Linked DNA regions of Homo sapiens: region 2 is linked to region 1. A link is an interaction called in ENCODE POLR2A ChIA-PET data of the cell type or tissue named here. Cell type or tissue: OCI-LY7. All regions are shown on one strand.

What was found. Peaks named below come from ENCODE experiments on the same cell type or tissue, not always from the same donor. Only the 100,000 strongest peaks of a DNase experiment are listed, where the experiment ranks them.
Region 2: POLR2A ChIA-PET joins it to region 1 with 12 read pairs; 6 of 35 experiments call an interaction of 5 or more read pairs at or near these places.

Annotation. Positions count from the first base shown.
Region 1 is chr19:45,304,063-45,312,062 of GRCh38, reverse strand. MARK4 (microtubule affinity regulating kinase 4) reads right to left here. Exons shown (of 17, transcript NM_001199867.2): 17 at 6,779-8,000. CKM (creatine kinase, M-type) reads left to right here. Exons shown (of 8, transcript NM_001824.5): 5 at 143-314; 6 at 3,531-3,654; 7 at 4,413-4,602; 8 at 5,135-5,650. The coding sequence ends at 5,313. Among named protein-coding and RNA genes, the nearest start is that of CKM, 15 kb to the left of the region's middle. RefSeq lists a silencer at 3,376-3,533. In OCI-LY7, no CTCF peak of the experiment used is centred here; a DNase peak (open chromatin) is centred at 3,722; H3K4me3 peaks cover 586 bases.
Region 2 is chr19:45,206,617-45,214,616 of GRCh38, reverse strand. EXOC3L2 (exocyst complex component 3 like 2) reads left to right here. Exons shown (of 12, transcript NM_001382422.1): 12 at 1,260-2,247. The coding sequence ends at 1,548. It also overlaps a transcript of BLOC1S3 not described here. Among named protein-coding and RNA genes, the nearest start is that of BLOC1S3, 32 kb to the right of the region's middle. In OCI-LY7, no CTCF peak of the experiment used is centred here; no DNase peak of the experiment used is centred here.

The sequences.
Region 1 (8,000 bases):
GACACAGGGTTCAGGTGCCTTTAGGACATCCAGGGGGCCAAGGCCCAGGCCCGTTAGGAGCAGCAGCAGGGGAAACCCTGGGCCTCCACACCCTGGTTGAGGTGGGACAGGCTGCTGACCACTCCCTCGTGTGTCCCCATAGCTCTCAACAGCCTGACGGGCGAGTTCAAAGGGAAGTACTACCCTCTGAAGAGCATGACGGAGAAGGAGCAGCAGCAGCTCATCGATGACCACTTCCTGTTCGACAAGCCCGTGTCCCCGCTGCTGCTGGCCTCAGGCATGGCCCGCGACTGGCCCGACGCCCGTGGCATCTGGTGAGGCCCCTCCCCGCCCCCTGGCTTCCTCTTCCCCCAGCCTCCTCCAGTCCTGCAACGGCCCTCCTCACTCCTCCACCAAAACCAAGGCCATATACGTAATTATGATCTTCTAAATGCCACGGAAAATGATCTTGCCCTCCGCCCCTGCCCATCCTGTGGTCTGTGTGTCAGATTTTGGGATATCTGGACCGGAGAAGTGGTAGTTAAAAACTTAAGACTTGGCGGGGCACGGTGGCTCATGCCTGTAATCCCTGCACTTTGCGAGGCCAAGGCGGGGGGATCACTTGAGGTCAGGAGTTTGAGACCAGCCTGGCCAACACGGTGTCTACTAAAAATGACAAAAATTTAGCTGGGCGTAGTGGCAGGCGCCTGTAGTCCCAGCTACTTGGGAAGATGATGCAGGAGAATCGCTTGAACCCAGGTGGCGGAGGTTGCAGTGAGCCGAGATCGTGCCACTGCACTCCAGCCTGGGCGACAGAGCCAGACTGTCTCAAAAAAAAACAAACAAAAAAGAAAGAACTTAGACTTGGCCGGGCACAGTGGCTCACACCTGTAATCCCAGCACTTTGGGAGGCTGCAGCAGGAGGGTCGCTTGTGCCCAGGAGTTCTAGACCAGCCTGGGCAACATAGGGAGACCACGTCGCTACAAAAATTAAAAAAAAAAAAAGCCAGGCGCGGTGGCTCACGCCTGTAATCCCAGCACTTTGGGAGGCCAAGGTGGGCGGATCACGAGGTCAGGAGATTGACACCATCCTGGCTAACACGGTGAAACCCCGTCTCTACTAAAACTACAAAAAAAAAAAAAAAATTAGCCCGGCGTCGTGGCAGGCGCCTGTAGTCCCAGCTACTTGGGAGGCTGAGGCAGGAGAATGGCCTGAACCCAAGAGGCGGAGCTTGCAGTGAGCTGAGATCGTGCCACTGCACTCCAGCCTGGGCGACAGGAGACTCCGTCTCAAAAAAAAAAAAAAAAAAAAAAAAAAAAAAAAGCCAGGCGTGATGGCGTATACCTGTGGTCCCAGCTACTCGAGAGGCTGAGGATCAGCTGGGCCCAGAGGATTGAGGTTACTGTGAATCATGACCGAGGTACTGCACTCCAGCTACCTGTCTCAAAAATAAGAACTCAGACTTGAACCGTACTCCCTAGGTTCAAATCCCAGCTCTACCATTTACTAACTTTACTAGCTTTGTGACCTTGGGCAACTTATTTTATTTTTCTCTACCCCAGTTTCCTAGCTATAGGATAGGGATCACAATAATTTGTAGTTTCTGGTGTTCTTGTGAGGATTAAATGAGTTAATTTATGTAAAGTATTAAAAGCAGTGCCTGGGCCAGGCGCGGTGGCTCACGCCTGTAATCCCAGCACTTTGGGAGGCCAAGGCGGGCGGATCACGAGGTCAGGAGATCGAGACCATCCTGGCTAACATGGTGAAACCCCGTCTCTACTAAAAATACAAAAAATTAGCTGGGCTTGGTGGCAGGCGCCTGTAGTCCTACTTACTCGTGAGGCTGAGGCAGGAGAATGGCGTGAACCCGGGAGGCGGAGCTTGAAGTGAGCCAAGATCGCATCACTGCACTCCAGCCTGGGCGACAGACCAAGACTCTGTCTCAAAAAAAAAAAAAAAAAAAAAAGCAGTGCCTGGTATACACTAAGTGTTCAGTACATCTTGGTTATTCGTCTTATCTTTATTATAAAGTATTATTGCTAGACTTGTTTTGACTCTTTGAATCCCTGATTCAGATAGTCAAAGATTTAGAGAACCTAGGTTTCAATCGATGAAGGGAGCCTGGGTGCTAAGATATACAGATGGGATGATTCTAAGATTTCAAGATTTTAAATATTTTTAGGTTTTAAGATTCCACTCATTTATTTATTTATTTATTTTGAGATGGACTCTCACTCTGAGGCCCAGGCTGGAGTGCAGTGGGTTGATCTCGACTCACTGAAACCTCCATCTCCCGGGTTCAAACGATCCTCTCACCCTCCGCCTCCTTAGTAGCTAGGACGACAGGCATGTGCCACTGTGCCCAGCTAGTTTTCGTATTTTTGGTAGAGACAGCGTTCTGCCATGTTGCTCAGGCTGGTCTCGAACTCTTCACCTTAAGTGATCCGCCCACCTCAGCCTCCCAAAGTGCTGGGATTACAAGCGTGAGCCACCATGCCTGCCCTCAGGTTTTTTTTTTTTTTTTTTTGAGACAGGGTCTTGCTCTGTTGCCCAGGCTGGAGTGCAGTGGTGGGATCATAGCTCGCTGCAGCCTGGACCTTCCAAGGTCAAGTGATCCTCCCGCCTCAGCCTCCCCAGTGGCTTGGACTACAGGCATGTGTCCCACCATGCCTGCTAATTTTTTAAATTTTGTAGATATGTGGGTCTTGCCATGTTGCCCAGGGTAGTCTTGAACTCCTGGGCTCAAGCAATCCTCCGGCCTTGGCCTCCCAAAGTGCTGGGATTACAGGCATGAGCCACCACACCCGGCCATTTCCGGATCTTAATATTTTATGTTCTTTTTTTTTTTTTTTTTTGAGATGGAGTCTCGCTCTGTTGCCCAGGCTGGAGTGCAGTGGCGCGATCTCGACTCACTGCAAGCTCCACCTCCCGGGTTCTCGCCATTCTCTTGCCTCAGCCTCCTGAGTAGCTGGGACTACAGATGCCCGCCACCATGCCCAGATTTTTTTTTGTATTTTTTAGTAGAGACAGGGTTTCGACGTGTTAGCCAGGATGGTGTCGATCTCCTGACCTTGTGATCCGCCCGCCTCGGCCTCCCAAAGTGCTGGGATTACAGGCGTGAGCCACCGCACCCAGCCTTAATATTTTATGTTCTAAGATCCTGCTTCTGAGATGCTAGGATTGGGAGCTAACACACTACGATGGGAAGATTTTCTGGTCCTGAAACCAGATGTAGGATTACCAAGTGTTATCAGTTCTGATCCCAAGCTTCTGTTTGTCAAACATCCTGAGATCCCAAGGATCTATAATAATACTGTTCAAAGACTTAAGTCCCTAAAAGTCCTTGATCCCAGGATTCAGCGTTTTGCAGATCCTGTGACATTAGAGTCTACAGGTTTAAGCTTCTGCGTTTTGAGGAGGCAGATGCCACCCACCTCCCACCCCTCAGGCCCTCTTCCCCCATCGGTGGGCAGATGTTTTGGGGGAGGGCTGGGAATGGGGTTCCCACGGGGCTGACACCTTGGCCTCTTGCTGCGGCACCTTACTCTAGGCACAATGACAACAAGAGCTTCCTGGTGTGGGTGAACGAGGAGGATCACCTCCGGGTCATCTCCATGGAGAAGGGGGGCAACATGAAGGAGGTTTTCCGCCGCTTCTGCGTAGGGCTGCAGAAGGTGGGTGTCTGCCCTTAGCTGCTGACTTCTGACTCCACCTTGAACGCCCCACCTGCTTTCCGAGGCCCCGCCCCTTCCCCTATACTAAGCCCTGCCCCACCCATTTTCCAGGGCCCTGCCCCCCGGACCTGGCTCCACCCCATGCCAAACCCCGCCCCCCAAAACTAGCCCCACCCGCTTTTCAGGGCCCCGCCCCTGGACCCAGCTCCACCCTATGCCCAAGCCCCGCCCGTAAGGATCCGCCTTCAGGCCGGGAGCGGTGGCTCACGCCTGTAATCCCAGCACTTTGGGAGGCTGAGGAGGGTCAGGAGTTCAAGACCAGCCTGGCCAACATGGTGAAACCCCGTCTCTATACTAAAAAATTAATAAATAAATAAATTATCCAGGCGTAGTGGCGCGCGCCTGTAGTCCCAGCTACTCGGGAGGCTGAGGCAGGAGAATCGCTTGAACCTGGGAGGCAGAGGTTGCAGTGAGACGAGATCACGCCATTGCACTCCAGCCTGGGTGACACAGAGAGACTCTGGAAAAAAAAAAAAAAAAAACCCGCCTTCAAAGCGTTCTTAGTCCCCGCCCCTCAAAATCCTGCCTTGGTCCCCATTGTCTAGCCAGCACCCTCGGAATCTCCTACCTCCCTGTTCCCCTCAGAATCCCACCTCCACCACGTTCCCACGCCCTGTCCCTCCGGACCCTGTCCATGTTGCGGGTGCATTTGGGGGTGCCTGCCGGCGCTGACCCCTGGTCCTCTCTCTGAACCTCAGATTGAGGAGATCTTTAAGAAAGCTGGCCACCCCTTCATGTGGAACCAGCACCTGGGCTACGTGCTCACCTGCCCATCCAACCTGGGCACTGGGCTGCGTGGAGGCGTGCATGTGAAGCTGGCGCACCTGAGCAAGCACCCCAAGTTCGAGGAGATCCTCACCCGCCTGCGTCTGCAGAAGAGGGGTACAGGTACGGCTCCCACATCCTTTGCACCACGACGGAGGGGGAGCGAGGGCCCTTTGCAGGGATGCAAGGAGAGGTGCGACATCCCTGCGAGTTCTGGGGATCCGGCAAGGGCTGACCCTCTGTGAGCTTGCATTTCTTCCTCTGTAAAATGGGTGTCAATATGCCTATGTGATAGGAGTCAATGTGGGATTTTCATGATTATATAATATGCATTGCACATGCCCTTGGACCTCCCTCGGGGCCTCAGTTTCCCCATTTATAAAGCGAGGAGTGGTCAGGATTCGACCCTAGGCCGCCTGGCTCCAGAACCCACTCTCTTACCCACTATACTATGTTTGATAACTGAGTGGCGTGGTACCCCATCTGAAGTCAGAGACTCGTGAGCTCACGAATGAACAGGCATTACCTGTGTGCAGGTAACCTGTTACACAGTAGGCACTCACTACATGCGGCTGTTGCATTTGGCACGGGGGCCACGTCCCAGCCCCTCTGCACCTTCGCTGCCTCTTCACGCCCCTGTCCCTTGCTCCCACAGGTGGCGTGGACACAGCTGCCGTGGGCTCAGTATTTGACGTGTCCAACGCTGATCGGCTGGGCTCGTCCGAAGTAGAACAGGTGCAGCTGGTGGTGGATGGTGTGAAGCTCATGGTGGAAATGGAGAAGAAGTTGGAGAAAGGCCAGTCCATTGACGACATGATCCCCGCCCAGAAGTAGGCGCCTGCCCACCTGCCACCGACTGCTGGAACCCAGCCAGTGGGAGGGCCTGGCCCACCAGAGTCCTGCTCCCTCACTCCTCGCCCCGCCCCCTGTCCCAGAGTCCCACCTGGGGGCTCTCTCCACCCTTCTCAGAGTTCCAGTTTCAACCAGAGTTCCAACCAATGGGCTCCATCCTCTGGATTCTGGCCAATGAAATATCTCCCTGGCAGGGTCCTCTTCTTTTCCCAGAGCTCCACCCCAACCAGGAGCTCTAGTTAATGGAGAGCTCCCAGCACACTCGGAGCTTGTGCTTTGTCTCCACGCAAAGCGATAAATAAAAGCATTGGTGGCCTTAGCTTTGTGCGATAGTTATTGAGGGAGGACGTGCAATTGGCCACTGTGTGGTCTCAGAGTGGTTTGTCCTGTCTAGGCATGTACTAAACATGTCTTATCCCGGGTCTAAAATGAGGCAAAGTTAGGTCACAGAATCTAGTCCAAAAATTAGAAGGCTCTATGGGGAATCTGAGACCCAGAGAGACACTGAGCCCAGTGTCACTCACCCAAAGCATGGGCCCTTTCCAACTATGGCTTTGAATTAGTCATGCTCAGATCTCAAACACGAGGTCCACGCTGGGGAGGAATGCAGCCAAACGAAATGTCTGAAACTTGAATTTAGCCCAACGGTCTCCAGTTTTGAGACCTCCCATGCAGCTCGTCACATCTACCTATATTCTGCTTCTCAGTGGCCTCCTTCTGTCCCGTCTGACTTCATCCCTCTGTAGCTGCTGCCAGTCCCTTACTTTCTCAAGAACCTGCCATGGCTCCCCATTTCTCCTAGAAAGCTTTTCTGTTATTTTGCAACTCAAGGCCACACTGAAATGCATACCATTTGCTGGAGGCTCACCTTTCCAGTTCTTTCCCCATTACTCCTCTGATTCTTTCACACCTGACACCCTCCAATTCCCACCTCAATGTCTTTGACCAAGCTGTTTCCCTCTCCAATCTGTGAGTCTGAGCATCCCCATGAAGTCTTTAGGGATAGGCCTTTTGGAGAACTCAGTCCCAGGAAGGAACAGGAAAGAGGTGTGGTAGAGCAATTGGTGGAGGGAGAAGAGTTAATAGAAGTCAAGCAGTAGCTGAACATGCATTGGGTGTTGGGCACGTCAATCACCTCCACCCAGTCAAACAGGCCAATGTCTACGTTAACAAGGACACAGTCGGTGGGCCCCAAAAGACAAACGTTTTAGGGAAAAAAAAAAGTGAGGTGGGAGTAAATGGAAGAACCGACAAAGCCCTCAGGAACCTAAGGTGCTTTTTCAAACCTCAAGAGTCACAGAGATTAAGGGCCCTTGTAGTTCAATCTGCCCTCTGTTTTACAGAGGGGAAATTGAGGCCTAGGGATGTCCCCAAAAGTTCCCAGGGAGATTACTACAAGGAAGGTTAGGAGAGATTCTAAACATTAAGGTATGCAGAACCTGTGAGATGCTGTGATGTTCTTTACTGTACTGTCCCCAGTTGAAGATCCCAGCTCCACACCCAGAGGCTACATAGACCACACACGCCAGTGGGGACCTTCTGAGCCAGCCAAAGCCACAGTCCAGACACCTGTTACCAGGTCCTGCCCACTTTGCCTCACAGGACTCTCTTAAATCTATCTGCGCTCTCCCCATCTGTCCAGCCCCGACCTCTTTCCTGATCTTCTGACCTGTCAACTTCCCTCCCTTCCACCCTGCACATAGCACAAACCCGCCCATCTCTACCCTACCTACAACCTTGCCATGGCTCCCCCAGTGCCCTTGGAAGAAAGCCCAGGCCCCTGTCCATAACCTTCAAGGCCCTACTGACGCCCCTAGCCCCATACCTCACAGCAATTCTACACTTACAAAGTCACATGCCATTTGTTGAGGACCTGTCCTCTCTCTTGCTCCCTGGCCCTTGTATGTGCCATTTGCTGTGCCTAAAACGCACTCCTATCCATGTCTAGCTGGCTCCTTCTCCTCCAGGAAGCCCTCCCTGGCTGAGGCAGGCATCACCTCTGGACTCCCCTATACCAGCCCTGCCCAGTCGCTGCCTGAGGACACATCTGCCTCCTCCATTGGACTGTGAGCTCTATGAGGGCAGTGTTGGGGCTGTCTTGATTACCACTGTGTCCCCAGCACAGAGGATGCTCTCAGGAATTGACCAAGCCTCTTCCCTGAAGTTCCCTGAACTTCCATGGTTCCCCAGTGCCATGGGGAGAAAGTCCAGCTTATTCATTTTGGCCCCAAAGGTGCTGTGTGAATAAGCTCCGCCCTTCTGTACTGCACAGACTTCAACCACTATAATCTGTCCAGCTCCCATGCCTTTTCTCCTGCTCATGACACTTGACCTTCCTTTGAGGAACCCCTACTAAGTGCAGCTCTGAGTCTGGCCACTCTAGAGTCACAGTGATTGGTTTAGAGAAAATCACATGGCCCATTTGGGCCAATGAGAGTCTGCCCTGGGACTTTTGCTGGGAAACTGACAATGAGGGTCTTTCTGCTGCAGAAAGCTGGAGGGATAGAAACTTCTAACTGCTGAAGTCATCTGTGCCACCAGGAAAGGAGCCCTTACTTGATAAAAATTACTAGAATTCAACTTACACTGAAAAAATAGATGCAATGGCCTGATGCCTGGATCAAACCTACCTGAAGCCAGGTGCCCCTGGACTATTAAGTAACATAAAC
Region 2 (8,000 bases), 97 kb after region 1:
GGCACACTCCTGTAATCCCAGCTACTCGGGAGGCTGAGGCAGGAGAATTGCTTGAGCCCAGGAGGCGGAGGTTGCAGTGAGCTGAGATCGCGCCACTGCACTCCAGCCTGGCCAACAGAGCAAGACTCTGTCTCAAAACAAACAAACAAACAAACAAACACACAAAAAAACTAGTGTACCAGATCAGCACACCACACCACCATGTGACAGTGCTGGATGGTGGTGGCAGTGGTGGTGGCTGCCGGAGCAACGCCAGTCCTTGCAGTGCTATTTGGGCAGACACATTCTCAGACATACTCAGAGAAACAGAACCCCAGAAAAACAAGGAGTGAGGCATGAGCGGGTTTCAGTTTCAGCACTGAGGGTGGGGGTCCTGGAATTGATTCAGGGTGGTCAGTTCTGATTCTGGGGGATAAGGTCATGTCCTTGGGAAGGCACATATTCCTGGAGTCCCATGGGGTCCCAAGAAGTCCCAGTATTCTTGCTGATGTGGAGTTTCTGAACTTGAATATTGGATCATGAGTCAGAACTTGAATCTGTAGCTAAGTTTAAGAGTTTGCTAGCTGGGTTGGGTTTAGGGGGTTGAGCTTGAGATTAGGAGGTACCTAGGGCTGAGGATTTAGGGGGAGTGGGGTACAAGGTTTCTTTCTTTTTTTTACTTTTGAAATGGAGTCTCGCTGTGTCACCCAGGCTGGACTGCAGTGGCGCGATCTCAGCTCACTGCAACCTCTGCCTCCCAGGTTTAAGGGATTCTCTTGCCTCAGACTCCTGAGTAGCTAGGATTACAAGCGCCTGCCACCACACCCAGCTTTTTTTTTTTTTTAATGTATTTTTAGTAGAGAGAGGGTTTCGCCATGTTGGCCAGGCTGGTCTCGAACTCCTGACCTCAGGTGATCCGCCTGCCTTGGCCCCCCAAAGTGCTGGGATTACAGGCATGAGCCACGGCACCCAGCTGAGAAGGTGAATTTTAATCACGAGCTGAGGCTTGGGGTGAAAAGGAAGATCCCAGGGCTGGTTCTGGGGTTGGTTGTAAGGGGGATTTGGAGATGGTTGGAAGTGAAGTTCTGGAGGGAGCTGGTATGAGGTGAGGGCCTGGGCAAGGGAGCTGATTGGAGGGAAGGCTCTGGAGGGGACACAGAGGCCCCAGAACTCAGGCAATTTCTGGGATAGGTGAGGGGGTCAGGTGGGGTCCACGGCTGGGTTGGGTGTGTGTCTAGAGCTGGGGATCTGCATGCACCTGTCTGTTCCTCTCCCCACAGGCAGAAGCACGTGGCAGCCCTCCTCGACATCCGTGGCCTGCGCAACACAGCCGCCCGCCAGGAGATCCTGGCCGTGGCCCGGGACCTGGAACTCTCTGAGGAGGGAGCCCTGTCACCCCCTCGGGACCGTGCCTTCTTTGCAGACATCCCTGTGCCCCGCCCATCTTTCTGTCTCAGCCTCCCTCTCTTCCTGGGCCGCCTCCCCCTCTCCCGGCTGGCCAGGCCCAGTTTGGCCTGTCTGCCTCGGCCCCGGCCTCCGTCTCTAGCGCGACCTCGGGCCCAGCGCTGAGGGTCACCCAACCGCCGGCCTTAGTGACCCCATCTATGCTGCTGACAAGCCAACCTCCCGTACGGCGCCCCTCCTGACTCCCTGCCTGGGACCACACACCCCTGGGATAGAAAGACCCTTAGATGTCTTTTCACCCAACCCCAAACTCCCTGTACAGAAGGGAAACAAACGCCAGGCACGGTGGCTCATGCCTGTAATCCCAACACTTTGGGAGGCTGAGGCCGGAGGATTGCTTGAGCCCAGGAGTTCAAGACCAGCCTGGGCAACATAGTGAGACCTGCCCCCTATCTCTACAAAAAATAAAAAATTAGCTGGGCACGGTGGTGTGTGCCTGTAGTCCCAGCTACTGGTGAGGCTGAGGCTGGAGGATCACTGGAGTTCGAGGCTGCAGTGAGCTATGACTGTGCCACTGCACTCCAGCCTGGTCAACAAAGCAAGACCCTTTCTCAAAAAAAAAAAAAAAAAAAAAAGGTAGGGGGAAACAGAGGCCAAAGAGACAAAGCATTTTCCCAAGGCCATGAAGCCTGTTCCCAGCACCTCCCCTCCTGCCATAGCCCAGAGTGGTGAGTGTCGTTCTGGAAGTCTCTACAGAAATATCCCAGCTCCCCCGCCCCTTTCCCTCACCTCAAGGTCTGGCCCCAATCCAATGTATTAAGGAACGTTCGATACTTAGAATAAAGAGGTTTCTATTTAACACAAGGAAGGGCTGAGTCCTGAGTGTGTTGTGGGGAGGAAGGACCGGGGAAGCAGGGCCCCGGGCCAGTGGCTTCTCACACACCCAAGGCCGGGCTGGGCTCCAGCTCCTGGGCAGGGTAGTGGAGGTAGAGGGAGGCTGCATGTGCTGGGAGCGACGCCAACCCATGTACACCTCCTGGCTGTGTGGCTCTGAGGCCAGGCCTTCGCCACTCTGAGCCAGGGTCCCTCGTCTGGTCAATCTCAAAGTGCCTGTCCATTCCTGGTCCTGGTGGCTCCATCTTGGCACACCCTCCCCATCCATCCTTAGCCGGGAAGCTGCCCTGTCAGGAGAGGAAGGAGGTTGGGGGCAGGGCTGGCGGCATCCAGGGCGCCCTCCTGGGTTGACGCAGGAAAGTCTCGGGGTGGGAAAATTTCCAGCCTCTCACCCCCAGCCCCGCCGGATCCTAGTCCCCACGGAGACCTTGAGGTCACCTCCCTGCTGACTCCTGCCCCTCCGGCCTGGGCTGGACAGCCCGTGATGGATGTTTCCTGACTTGTGGGATTTTTTGTGTGTATGTGGTTTTTTTTTTTTTCCCTGAGAAGTCAGAAAGAGGAGGCAGCCAGGGGTTAGCACTGGGGCTGGGTTTGGAACTTCACGCATGCACATTTGAACTTGGGGAGGTAGAGACGAGGGACTCTCGGAGCCCAAGGCTGTGCTTCCTGACCCGAGGCAGGAAGCTGCCCCTCTCTGGGCTGAGGTTCCTGTGCCTTTCTGGGGGAATTGCTTAAACTCTCTTTCCCCAGGCTGAGGCAAGAATGTCCTGAGGGTGCACCTTCCTCACTTTGCCCTCTGAAAATGACATTTTCTTTTTTTTTTTTTTTTCAGTCAGAGTCTCATTCTGTCGCCCAGGCTAGAGTGCAATGGCGCGATCTCAGCTCACTGCAACCTCCACCTCCCAGGTTCAAGCAATTTATTCTCCTGCCTCAGGCTCCTGAGTAGCTGGGATTACAGGTGCCCCCCCTCCACCACCACCATACCCAGCTAATTTTTGTATTTTTAGTAGAGACGGGGCTTCACCATGTTGGCCAGGCTGGTCTCCAACTCCTGACCTCAAGTGATCTACCCGCCTCAGCCTCCCAAAGTGCTGGGATGACAGGCATGAGCCACTGTGCCCAGCCCGAAAATGACACTTTTTATGTTGCCAATATGCAAAAGAGCAAGAGAGGAGTTGAGGAATCAACAATATTGTGCAGTCCATAGACATTTATTATTTATTTTTTAGAGACAGGGTCTTTGCTCTGTTGCCCAGGCTGGAGTGCAATGACACGATCATAGCTCACTGCAGCCTCTACCTCCTAGCCCAAGTGATCCTCCCACCTCAGCCTTCTGAGTAGCTGGGACTACAGGCTCGTGCCAGCACACCCAGCTAATATTTTATTTGTTTTGTAAAGACAGAGTCTCACTATGTTGACCAGGTTGGCCTCAAGCCATCCTCCTGCCTCATCCTCCCAAAGTGCTGGGATTACAGGCGTGAGCCACTGCCACTGCCCTGTAGGCGTTGAATTAAACATATAAGAGCCTCAGTTTGTCAATGTACTTTTCAGATGTTGGTCCTCCATTGAAAAACAGCTTTTGGCTGGGCACAGTGGCTCACACAGCAGTTTGGGACACAGAGGTGGGAGGATCGCCTGAAGCCAGGTGTTCAAGGTTGCAGTTGGCTGTGATTGTGCCTCTGCGTTGTAGCCTAGATGATAGGTGAGACCTTGTCTCATTAAAAAAGAAAAAAAAAAAAGTGGCCGGGTGAGGTGGCTCACACCTGTAATCCCAGCGCTTTGGGAGGCCGAGGTGGGCGGATCATGTGAGGTCAGGAGTTCGAGACCAGCCTGGCCAACGTGGAGAAACCACATCTCTACTAAAAATTCAAAACTTAGCCAGGCGTGGTGGCGCATCTATAATCCCAGCTACTCCAGGAGGCTCAGGCAAGAGAATCACTTGAGCCCAGGAGGCAGAGGTTGAAGTGAGCCGAGATCGTGCCCCTGCACTCCAGCCTAAGAGACAGAGCAAGACTCCATCTCAAAAAAAAAAAAAAAAAAAAAAAAAAAAGTTAAAATAGTAAATTTTATGTATATTTCAGCACAATAAAAAAATTTTAAATAAAGAAACCTCATACTCATTTGTAGTTAATATCCAATCTCCCTAGTAACTTTCTAGCCCTAAGCAGACACTAATCTCTCTGTCTCTATTAATCTACCTATTTTGGACTTTTCACATTTGGAAATACATAACGTAGTCTTTTGTGACTGATGTTTTTCATGTGCATAATTTTGTTTTGTTTTGTTTTGTTTTTGAGACAGAGTTCTGGCCAGGCACAATGGCTCACGCCTGTAATCCCAGCACTTTGGGAGGTGGCTGAGGTGGGCGGATCACGAGGTCAGGAGATGGAGACCATCCTGGCTAACACAGTGAAACCCCATCTTTACTAAAAATACAAAAATTAGCCGGGCGTGGTGGCGCATGCCTATAATCACAGCTACTTGGAAGGCTGAGTCAGGAGAATCGCTTGAACCCGGGAGGCAGAGGTTGCGGTGAGCAAAGATGGTGAGCCAAGATGGTGCCACTGCACTCCAGCCTGGGCAACAAGGGCGAAACTCCGCCTCAAAAAAAATAAAATAGGCCGGGCATGGTGGCTCACGCCTGTAATCCCAGCACTTTGGGAGGCCGAGGCGGGCGGATCACGAGATCAGGAGATCGAGACCATCCTGGCTAACACGGTGAAACCTCGTCTCTACTAAAAATACAAAAAATTAGCTGGGCGTAGTGGCAGGCGCCTGTAGTCCCAGCTACTCGGGAGGCTGAGGCAGGAGAATGGAGTGAAACCGGGAGGCGGAGCTTGCAGTGAGCCGAGATTGCATTACTGCACTCCAACCTGGGCGACAGAGCAAGACACTGTCTCAGAAAAAAACAATAATAACAATAAAATAAAGAAATAGAACTACTCTCTTCGAAATTTTCAAGTATACAATACATTGTTATTAACTGTAGTTGGTCAGGCGCAGTGGCTTATGCGTGTAATCCCAGCACTGTGGGAGGCCAAGGTGGGCGGATCACTTGAGGTCAGGAGTTTAAGACCAGCCTGGCCAACATGGTGAAACCCCATCTCTACTAAAAATATAAAAATTAGCCGGGCATGGTGGTGCTCGCCTGTAATCCCAGTTACTCAGGAGGCTGAGGCAGGAGAATGGTTTGAACCCGGGAGGCAGAGGTTGCAGTGAGCCGAGGTAGCACCATTGCACTCCAGCCTGGGCAACAGAGAGAGACTCCATCTCAAACAAACAACAAAAAAAAAACAAAACTGTAGTCACCATGTTGTGCAATAGATCTCCTGAACTTACTCCTCCTAACTGAAATTTGTATCCTTTGACCACCGTCTCCCCAGTCCTCCTTTTCCTCTTTTCTAATTAAGCATTTAAAAATCTATCAATGTCTTTCTAAGCATTACTTTATCTCATGTCATGTATTTTGATATGTTATTTTTTTTCATTGAGTTTTATGTAGTTTATACTTTCTCTTTTGATTTCTTCTTCGACTTCTGGGTTATTTACTTTCCAAATACTTGTGGGCTTTTTTTTTTTTCTTTCTGAGATAGTTTCACTCTTGTTGCCCAGGCTGGAGTGCAATGGCACAGCCTCAGCTCACTGCAACCTCAGCCTCCTGGATTCAAGTGATTCTCCTGCCTCAGCCTCCCAAGTAGCTGGGATTACAGGCACCCACCACCACACCCAGCTAATTTTTGTATTTTTAGTAGAGATGGTGTTTCACCCTGTTGGTCAGGCTGGTCTCGAACTCCTGACCTCATCAGGTGATCTGCCCACCTGGGCCTCAAAGTGCTGGGATTACAGGCGTGAGCCACCACGCCCGACACCACGCCCAGCTAATTTTTGTATTTTTAGCAGAGACAGCGTTTTGCCATGTTGGCTAGGCTGGTCTCAAAGTCTTGACTTCAAATGATCCACCCACCTCGGCCTCCCAAAGTACTGAGATTACAGGTATGAGCGATGGCACCTGACTGATTATTTTTATTTCTAAGAGATTATAGATTCATAAGAAGTTACAAAAAGAGAGGCTGGGTGTGGTGGCTCATGCCTGTAATCCCAGCACTTTGGGAGGTCAAGGAGGGCAGATCACGAGATCAGGAGTTCGAGACCAGCTTGGCCAACATGGCAAAACCCGTCTCTACTAAAAATACAAAACTTAGCTGGGCGTGGTGGCAGGTGCCTATAATCCCAGCTACTTGGAAGGCTGAGGCAGAAGAATCGCTTGAACCCAGGAGGTAGAGGTTGCGATGAGCCAAGATTTCGCCACTGCACTCCAGCCTGGGTGACACAGCAAGACTCCATCTCAAAAAAAAAAAAAAAGTACATGGTGGTCTTGTTTGCCCTTCATCCACTTACCTGATGCTAACATCTTATATAACTGTAATACAACATCAAAACAGGACATTGACATTAGTTCAATTCTAAGACCTTAATCTTCCAATTTCACTGGTTTTACTCACTCCTATGTGTACCTGTGCACATGTGTGTGTATGCAGGTGTATGCGTGTGCACCTGCACATTCCTATGTGTAGCACTAGGCAAAAATTTTTTTTAATTTTTTGAGATGGAGTCTCGCTCTGTCTCCCAGGCTGGGGTGCAGTGGTGTGATCTCAGCTCTCTGCAACCTCCACCTCCTGGGTTCAAGCAATTCTCGTGACTCAGCCTCCCGAGTAGGTGAGACTATAGGTGTGCGCTACCACGCCCAGCTAGGTTTTTTTTTTTTTTTTTTTTTTTTTTTTTTTGAGACAGAGTCTCGCTCTGTCACCCACACTGGAGTGTGGAGTGCAGTAGCACTTGAATGTAGACTGCGAGAAGTTAAAGATGTGGACTATAAACTCTACAGTGACCATTAAAAAAACAAGGCAGGTGAGGCGCGGTGGCTCACGCCTGTAATCCCAGCACTTTGGGAGGCCGAGGCGGGTGGATCACCTTAGGTCAGGAGTTTGAGACCAGCCTGGCCAACATGGCGAAACCCCATCTCTACTAAAAATACAAAAATTAGTCGGGCTTGGTGTCGGGCACCTGTAGTCCCAGCTACTCAGGAGGCTGAGGCAGGAAAATCACTTGAACCCGGGAGGCAGAGATTGCACTAAGCCGATATCGTGCCACTGCATTCCAGCCTGGGCAACAGAGTGAGACTCTGTCTCAAAAAAAATAAAATAGCTGGGCGCGGTGGCTTACACCTGTCATCCCAGCACTTTGGAAGGCTGAGGAGGGTGGATCACTTGAGGTCAGGAGTTCAAGACCAGCCTGGCCAACATGGTGAAACCCTATCTCTATTAAAACAAATTAGCTGGGCATGGTGGCAGGCGCCTATAATCCCAGCTACTCTGGAGGCTGAGTGAGGCAGGGGAATCAGTTGAACCCAGGCGGCAGAGGTTGTAGTGAGCCTAGGTCGTGCCACTGCTCTCCAGCTTGGGTGACAAGAGTGAAACTCTCAAATAAATAAATAAATAAAATAATAAAACAAAGAGCTATAGCTAATAAGCCTACAAAAGAGATAAAATGGAATCATAAAAAAATTACTTGATTAATCCAGCCAGTCATAGTGGCTCATGCCTATAATCCTAGCCCTTTGGGAGGCCAAGGCGGGAGGAATCACTTGAGCCCAGGAGTTCAAGTCCAGCCTGGGCAGCACATGAGACACCATCTCTATTAAAAAAAAAAAAAAAAATTTAACT